2 separate regions of the Homo sapiens genome follow, and region 1 is linked to region 2. A link is a contact called in ENCODE Hi-C data. All regions are on one chromosome and are shown on one strand. The core of a region is the stretch at or near the end of the contact, and the rest is flanking DNA. Distances in the headings are between cores, read along the strand shown. Region 1 overlaps SLC18B1 (solute carrier family 18 member B1). Region 2 has its middle 11 kb from the start of TAAR2.

What was found. A loop is a pair of places that touch in the nucleus more often than their neighbours do. Pooled maps may share reads with other maps.
Region 1: a loop to region 2 is called in a map of Calu3, with 4 times the contacts of the local background. The contact joins two enhancer-like sites. A Hi-C loop is called at or near these places in 2 of 168 maps with a recorded cell type or tissue (Calu3 and PC-3), 4 of 37 single-sample maps with no recorded cell type and 5 of 50 pooled maps.

Annotation. Positions count from the first base shown.
Region 1 is chr6:132,765,528-132,770,126 of GRCh38, forward strand. It overlaps SLC18B1 (solute carrier family 18 member B1), which reads right to left. Exons shown (of 14, transcript NM_052831.3): 14 at 3,843-4,599. Among named protein-coding and RNA genes, the nearest start is that of VNN2, 9.9 kb to the left of the region's middle. RefSeq lists an enhancer at 2,679-2,838. Within about 2 kb of position 2,589, at least 2 of the 41 ENCODE cell types and tissues checked have a DNase peak (open chromatin) inside an H3K27ac peak, as active enhancers do.
Region 2 is chr6:132,611,377-132,615,759 of GRCh38, forward strand. It overlaps a transcript of TAAR5 not described here. Among named protein-coding and RNA genes, the nearest start is that of TAAR2, 11 kb to the right of the region's middle. Within about 2 kb of position 1,260, at least 2 of the 41 ENCODE cell types and tissues checked have a DNase peak (open chromatin) inside an H3K27ac peak, as active enhancers do.

The DNA.
Region 1 (4,599 bases), core at 1,339-3,838, 160 kb after region 2:
TGTATTTATGCAATAACTGATTTCATGGCTGTCATTTTTGAAATATACAATAATGTTACTTGATTGATTCGGTATTCAATTTTTGTCTTGACTGACAAAAACAAATGATATAATATACTGCTTTTTGTGTCTGGCATGCTATTGTTGACCTATCATCAACATGAAATACACTCTGAATTGTTTTAGTACTGATGATAAAATTGCACTGAGCTACAAGTCAAAATTTGTTATGACATCATGCTTTCCTAGGTGGTCCCTTGTAATACTCAACTATAAGTAAGCTGGGATTAGAAGTCCAGCTGTAGGTTTTCTGAAAGAAACTACTGCAAATATTTAGGAGTTGCAAGCTGCTCTTAATGAAGATTGGCTATGCAGAATTTAGTTTCCTTTGTTAATACTTTAAATAACATTTTAGCTTCTCCATGTAAATATGTTGTGTCTGAGCCTCCCCTCCTGTGGGTTTGTTTCATAAAACGGGGTCATGTGACAGTGACACCAAAGAAATGGTGAGTATCATGGGACTACCCTGTGGGTAATTTCCTTCTGATATGAATGTGTAGAGATACTTCTCAATTATTAATTGCACTTAATGAAAGTTGATTGGCTATATAAGAATTTATTATCCACATCTTTTCCAGCTAGGTTAGAGAGGGTATCTGTGACGTATTTAAATCTTGATCATTAAACAAATAAGTAAATAGGATATTTCTTATTTATTTATTTATTTATTTATTTATTTATTTTGAGACAGAGTCTTGCTCTGTCACCCAGGCTGGAGTGTAGTGGCGTGATCTCAACTCACTGGAACCTCCGTCTCCCAGGTTCAAGCGATTCTCCTGCCTCAGCCTCCTGAGTAGCTGGCATTACCATGCCCGGCTAATTTTTGTATTTTTTTGTAGAGATGGAGTTTCACCATGTTTGCCAGGCTGGTCCTGAACTCCTGACTTCAGGTGATCCGCCCACCTCGGCCTCCCAAAGTGCTGGGATTATAGGCATGAGCCACCATGGCTGACCAGATATTTCATTAATGCGTGATATTTAATATTTATTGTCAAAATCAAGTTTCTTATCTAAAATAAATGAGTTAGTTGAAAACAAACTAATCATGCAATTATCACGCAACTCAGCAGTTGTATTGCTGGGCATTTATTCCAGAGAAGTGAAGTCTTATGCTTCATATCCCACCCTCTACCCTCGCCCCTGGCAAAAACAAACAAACAAACAAACAAAAAACCTGTTTCTGAAAGTTCATAGCTGCTTTATTTGTAACAAATAAAGTAGTATTCCATTGTGTCTTAAAGCCACCCAATGGAATACTACTCAGCAATTTAAAGAACTGAACTATTGATACATGCAACAATGCCAATAGAACTCAAGGGCATTATGCTGACTGAAAAAAGCCAATCCAAAAAGTTTCATACAATACGATTTCATTTATACGTTTCTTGAAATGACCAGATGATAGAAATGGAGAAGAGATTAGTGGCTGCCAGAAGTGAAGATGGGAGGGAAGTGGGTGTAGCTACAAAAAGACAACGTGAAGAATGTGGCGATGGGAATGTTCTGTATCCTGGTTGTGCTATTGTACTATAGTTCTGCAAGATGTTATCATTGGTGAAAACCAGGGAAAGAATACTCATGATCTTTTTCTATTATTTCTTACAACTGCATGTGAATTAACAATTATCTCAAAATTTTTAAAGTTTAATTTTTAAAAATGATCTGTGATTTGTATTTAACCTTTTTAGTTTTCCTTTGGATTGATTTATGTATCATATTATAATGTATAGGTTGCAATATGATCTTAACATAAAAGATTCCTTTTATTACTAACATATTCCACATTCAGTTATATAGAATATTCTCATTATTAAAAAGGTTCTTTTAAGCTGCTCAGCCTTGTTACATTTAGAAGACTATAAATATATAAAAATACAAACACATACACAGAGATTTCCTTTGATAGTTTTGACCTACCTTTTGGTTTTCTTGTTCAAAGTGTTCTTTCCTCTGTCTTTTCTCATATTTTTTAAACTTTTCTGTGACTTTTTTTTTTTTTTTTTTTTTTGAGACGGAGTCTTGCTCTGTCACCAGGGTGGAGTGCAGTGGCGCAATTTCGGCTCACTGCAACCTCCTTCTCCCGGGTTCAAGCAATTCTCCTGCCTAAGCCTCCCAAGTAGCTGGGACTATAGGCGCACACCACCATGCCCAGCTAACTTTTGTATTTTTAGTAGAGATGGAGTTTCACCAAGATGGTCTTGATCTCTTGGCCTCGTGATCCATCCACCTCAGCCTCCCAAAGTACTGGGGTTACAGGCGTGAGCCACTGCTCCCGGCCCACTTATCTTAATACTTGCAAAATTTCAAAATGAGAAAGGAGTAAATTTGGTTTTGTACATAGCATCTTTAAATACACTGCTATCCAAGGGAAGTATTGAGAGCCGTGTGTTGGGAATGGGGATGAAGGAAGTTCTCTCCCCAGAGAGCCTCGAATCCTTGCGTTGACTTTGAATTCTCAACAATCAACTGTGCTGGTAACAGAATAGGCTGGCCCAGATAGTGGGTAGGAAGGTGCAAGCTGCAGACTCATGCTTTAATAGTGGCCCCAAGTGACAGTGGCAGGGACTGCAGGCACTCAGCCGCATCCAAGACCACCGGGCTGAGGAAGGGCGGCTGTCCTTGCGTGGGTGGACATGAAGGTCAAAAAAGTCCTGGAGGGGGCCAGGATGACTTAAGGCAATCAAGGCCCAGATCTGCATGCCACATGGGTGCAGGGGGCCAGGGTCACACTCTGTCCTGGCACTGCTCCGGGAAGGGAATTGCAGGCCATTTGTCCTCCTCAGACATTGGATCGCCCTCTGGAGGTTCAAGAGTGAAAGGTTTGAGGGGATAGGGAAATGAAGAGATCACAAGACAGATGTACATCCAGTCTTGACACTCAATGCCAGGCAGTCTTCCAAAGCCATCCTCTCCTACCCTGGGTATTGTCCTCCTTTTCCATATTTTTGGTTTTGGTGGTGTGCAATGACATCCCATGGTGGCTTGAACTTTTGCCACTTCAGGATCCGTTTTGCTCCTATTCCCCAATTCACTAAGAGTCACCACCATCCACCCACACCCTCAAGCCAAAACCTAGGAGTCCTCCTAGATTCCCCTCTCCTCCCTCCACATCAGCAAGTTCTGTTGGTTCCACTCCCAGATAGAGCCTTTTCTCTCCATCACAAGCTCCCTGGTCCAAACCATTATTGTCTCTCTCAAATCTTCCAAAGCTCCCCCTCCATTCCCTTTACCGTCCCTATCCCCACTCACTGTCCACATGCAGACAGAATGGACTTTCTGAAATGTGAATCAGATTCTGGCATCGCCTCCAGTTTACTAGACTCCAGCCAGCAGACCAAACCTCATCTTTGACCATGTCAAGCCCTTGTGCACATACTACGGACTGTCCCCTGTCAGAATGAATGGTGGTTACATCCTCTTCCTTTAGATCTCAACTCAAAGGTCGCACTTCCATGGACTTTTTCAAATTAGGCACCCATATCTAAACAAACCCAGCCAACTACTCTATCACATCACCATGTTTTTTTTTCCTTCTTAGCATTTCTGTAAGATAATTGGAGAGTCTGATATTTATTTATTGTTCGTCTCTTCCACCAGTATAAGTTACATAAAAGCAGAGATTGTGTTTATCTTGATCACAGCCAAATCCCTAGCATCTGGCATAGTGTCAGCTCAGAGAAGACATTCAAAAGATATTTTTGAATGAATAGATAAAACCATTTCTTCTTTAAAAAAATTACTGTAAATGTGGCTACTACACCATGAAAATAGACCAAGAAGCATGAGAGTTACACAATAGACATTTATTCACTTCAACATCACAATTTCACACGAAGTTGGAGGAAGCCCTTCCCTAACAAAACAAGCATTCGCATTAGGGGAAGGAGGCTGACCTGCTCTAGGGATGAAATACATCTACCAAGATATAGATAAAAACAAAAACAAAACAGATGGTAGAGCCAAAAAACAGAGACATTAAAGGAAATGAAAAACGTTATACCAAGTAATGTTTATAAATCCAGATCATAAGTGAACGTAGGTTACAAAAATGGAAGTTGTAAGTATTGTTATTCTTGTACTTTTCACACAAACAGAATTTTTAGAAAAGCTTAAGGTCAGGGAGTGCTAGAGAGTTTCTGTATGGCAGGCAAGAATTCTTCCTTTTGAACAAGACCGAAAAACCTCAGGACAAAGAGAAAGTATATCTTTTAAAAACTGATTTCATAGTAATGTTTCTACATATTTTGAAGCACCTTTATGTATTTAGAGCATATCAAATTAATTCATTTCTTTCCCTGTTAATAAAAAAGGTACATTCACAGAATCAGTGTACTTAGAATAAAAAATAAACAGAGGAAATAAGAACTAACTCGAGTTAATAACAACATCTTTAAGGACAAGTTTGGTCATTTAAAAACTAAGTCTTGTTTTGTTTTGCTTGTTTTTAATTACTCCTTTCATACTTAATATTTCAAATATAGCTGCTTCAGCAGGACAGCTTTTCAGTATCACAGTAAGTACAGCCCAATACAGGATCAT
Region 2 (4,383 bases), core at 10-2,509:
AGGGTGATTATAGTTGATAATAACTTATTGTATATTTTAAAATGACTAAAAGAGTAGAATTGGAATATTCCTAATGCAAAAAAATAATAAATGCTTGAGATGATGGATACTCCAGTTACTCTGGTTTGACCATTACACATTGTATGCCTGTATCAAAACATCACATGTACCCTATTAATATGTACAACTATTATGTATCCATAGTAATTTTAAAAATTTTTAAAGGAAAAGTTGATCGGGCTCAGGATAGGGTACCCCAAAATATGGCACCTTGGCATTTGAGGAAATAGCGGAAGCAAGTTTACTCTGGCCTTCTCCCACTTTTTCCCTGAAGCAGACCCTAAAAGAATGATCTGGTCTTCTCCTAAAATAGGTCATAAGACTCTCTTGTGTCCTATACTCAGGGGAAAAGAATGTCACACAGAAACATCAAGAAGAATTTGAACAAACAGGCCTTGTTAAGTTAGCCCCCAGTTTATTACTACTGTATCATATCCTTTTGTCATACTTTTGCATGACTGTTCAGAAAAATACACAGTTTTTAGAGTTTTGAGGCAGTATTCATTTTCGAAGTCTCCTGTGTCATGTAAAATTTATATTAAATAAATGTGTGTGCTTTTCTCTTGTTAAAAATTATATTGAGGATATGTTTCTCTCCATTATAGGTAGTCCTCCACTCATTGCCTCTCTTTATTCTTTGGTTTTCACCAAGGAAATGTTGTGAACATCTAGCCTGGGCCCCATTTGAGCACATTAGTGATAGCCTTAAGAAATAATTGTTGAATTTATATCTGTGTTAAAAAATATATTAACTCACCACCATGAGACAAGTAACTTGTCTATCCATCACCACTGGATTCTCAGTATCTAAGTTAAGGCTTCTAGTATACGCTAGAGATATATGTTTGAATGAATAAACATACACATAAATTGTAAATTATTACTGCTTTAAAAATATCTGTGTTGTTTCAATGAAAGCAACTAATTCAATGTGCTTAAAATGTCCCTATAAATGAATGGACTCGTTTCAGGAGCACACTTCATGAAAATTTCTTCTGGTATTGAATTGCTGATGGTATTCTTATAAAATAACCCCTCCCAAAGTAGCATTTAGACAGGAGGAGCTGAGAGATTTTGTGTAGATATAATTTACTGATCCTATAGCATGAGAAAACCAGAGATTCTGAGTCTGGGCAGAGATAGTGTTAGTAGAAGAAAACAAAAGTGGAAGTATTTCAGCTAAATGCAGTTGGGAGGTGCTGCTGCTAGTGGCATGACACCCCTCCGTGTCCCATTAAGGTGTGAAGATGGGGTTGTCTTGGCTCTTTTCAGTCCCATATGTAATGTTTGCACCTTATCTACCACTTAGAGGAGTTGGGGATTTTCTTCCAGTTAAAACTCACATACTCTCAAAGATAAAAGGAAATTTTCTGTTGCAGAATACAGACTTGCAGTTAAACTCATACAGTATTTAAGTCCATGAATACATACGCAGTTAATGATTACACAGGGGACTCTGCCACACCCTAGTTGCCCCTATGACCTTATTGATCACAGTCACGACATTTAAGCAACCTCACATGGGTCTTACATATAAGTAACTGTTCCATGTTTTAAGTATTGGGATGATTCTATAAGATGTTTCAACATGCGATCAAATCTTTCACTATGTGCAACTTCCTATACACATAAGGGAAAATTCATATACTTTCAGAACTGGAGAAGTCCATAAACGAAATATTTACAAAGATATATTATGTGATGCAGTTTCTAGCCTCATCGTTATCTTAACATTCCACAGTGGGGCATCTGTCTAGTAAGAACACAATGAGGCTCACAATAACCAGCTCTAACAAACTAACAATGTTCTTTTGGAAAACTGTATTCTAATTTCCAGATAACTGATTTGCAAATAAACTTTTACTGTTTCATAACCTGTTTATACGTTCAAAGTTGACATGCAGATCTTTGCGGCCATTAACATTGTTCCTGCCTTCCTCCCTGCTTTTCCTCATAAAAATTATGCTAGCTCCTTTAATTTTTTTATGGAGGCCAACAAAATTTTTATGTTATCTATTATGTTGAATCACATAGCCTCTATGGAATTCTCATTTTTTAAAGTTACAAATGTTCAAATATTAATAATTACAAATAATTTCCCACTGGGACCTTTTCCTTTTCCTCCTCAAGTTTTAGTTTTAAGCACTGACTAAGGTTGGCATATCTCCAGCCACATACATTTGGAAAAAGTCAGATTTGCAATGCAATATATCATGGAGTTAATACTTGTTGAAGAGAATCTTTGATTGTCTGGACACATTCATTTTAGTAGGAGGCAGAGATGACTTAATAGCAACACCAAGTTAGGAATCTAATTTTCACAGCCTTCCAGGATGAATACCATATAACTTGTAGTAGACTACAATCTGGTTCTGAGCATAGAGGCAAGCATTTGTACATGTGCTCTACATGGCACCAAATAAAAGTGACACTACTGCCATAAAATATGTTCTCCTCTTCTAGGATCCACCTATTTGGGCAAAGAACTTAACAATTGCCATTGCCACCTATGTATGTATGTACAAGCATATAAATAAATGTAAATTATAATTTCCTTTCAGTTTTCTTTGTTGGAAAAACAGATAAGAAAGATCAGCAAAGGAAGATATGAGCTATTAGTGTTCCACTTCTTCAATATATTAACTCAAATTACATGTACAAAGAAGCAGATTTTTAAAGGTTTCTCATTTGAACACAAATTTGGATAATGTCATAAATAATTCTCCTTTAAATTCTAACAGCCCTAGGGCTCTTGGAATTTAAGACTGAAATCTAAAATTATTGATACATAATGCCAAAGAGGAAAGTGCATTTTAGCATTGTTGAAATACCTAACTACATTTACTGAATCATGTCTCGCATAGTTCTTGTACTTTGCAAAAGTATTTTATATGCCACTATATAAAAATTTACCAACCTTGTCAAATGAATTTTGATGGAAAATTTAAGACCTTTTACCAGAAAATTATAATGATTGTTTTTTAGTTAAAAACTATCTTCTCAATTGCAACCCATTTCAACAATTTCTGATTCTTTATAAAATACAACTATCACTATTCAATTATTTTGAAGAAGAGAATAAATCAGCAATAATTTAAAAAGATTAGAACATTTCCAATTCTTTTTATTGACCCAGTACCTTCCCTTTCCTGAAAAGTTAGTTGTGAATCAATGACCGTCCTCTTGTGGCTTTGCAGGTGCGACATCAGGAAATTCCAGAAAGTTTAGTGTAGAGGATTAAGGTATATGATTCATATATAAGTTTGCTTCTGCTCTCAGGAGAATTGGAGTAGAGAACTCAGATCCAGGAGCTTCCAGATAGGCACTAACTGTGGAGCCCCAGTGGGACTGCTCTTTTAACTTTCTCAAGGGATATTGAAATACCCTGGGTTTTTTGTTCGTTTGTTTGTTTTGGTTTGGTTTTGGTTTTGGTTTTGGTTTTCTTTGAGACAGAGTCTCACTCTGTCGCCAGGCTGGAATACAGTAGTGCGATCTCAGCTCACTGCAACCTCCGCGTCCTGGGTTCAAGTGATTCTCCTGCCTCAGCCTCCCAAGTAGCTGGGACTACAGGCACACACCACCACGCCCAGTTAATTTTTGTATTTTTAGTAGAGACAGGGTTTCACTGTGTTGGCCAGGACGGTCTCCATCTCTTGACCTCATGATCCGCCTACCTGGGCCTCCCAAAGTGCTGGGATTACAGGCATCTCTGTGTGTTTTTAATGACCCAGTTTGTTTTATTTTTTTCCAAATGAAAGGCAATTTTATATCTGATTTCATGGTCATTCTGGAAAGATTAAGTACAGAAGTTTCCGTATATTGAAAATACACAGGTTTGTGGGCTCAATTAAATGCTGGCTAATATCCAAGGGAGGAATAATTGTCTGAATCATAAAATGTTTCTGTTTACACTTTGATTCCTGAATGTAACAAGAAAGTATTGGGATGTGAGAGAATTTTTATTTTTACTTCAGTGATTTGTACAAATTTGAATTTTGAAAATCTTTATTTAAAAAAAAAGCCAGTTAAAATGTCACAAATATGAAAAAAATTAAAAAGTTCAGTAAACAAAGAACACAGAATCCAGGGTAAACCACTAAATCCCCCAGGCTCAGTTTTCACATCTGTAACTTACTACAAAATTCTCGGTGTTGAGGAACATGATTTTACTAATCCTGGGAAATGAAGACAGAGTGAATGGTAGAAGGAAGCCAGTATACAGGACACTGGATCACTCTGTCATCCTCACTAGAACACAGCAGGGTGATTATGTTTTGAAACATAAAAGGACATTGAAAAGGTACTGACAGATTTACTTTCATA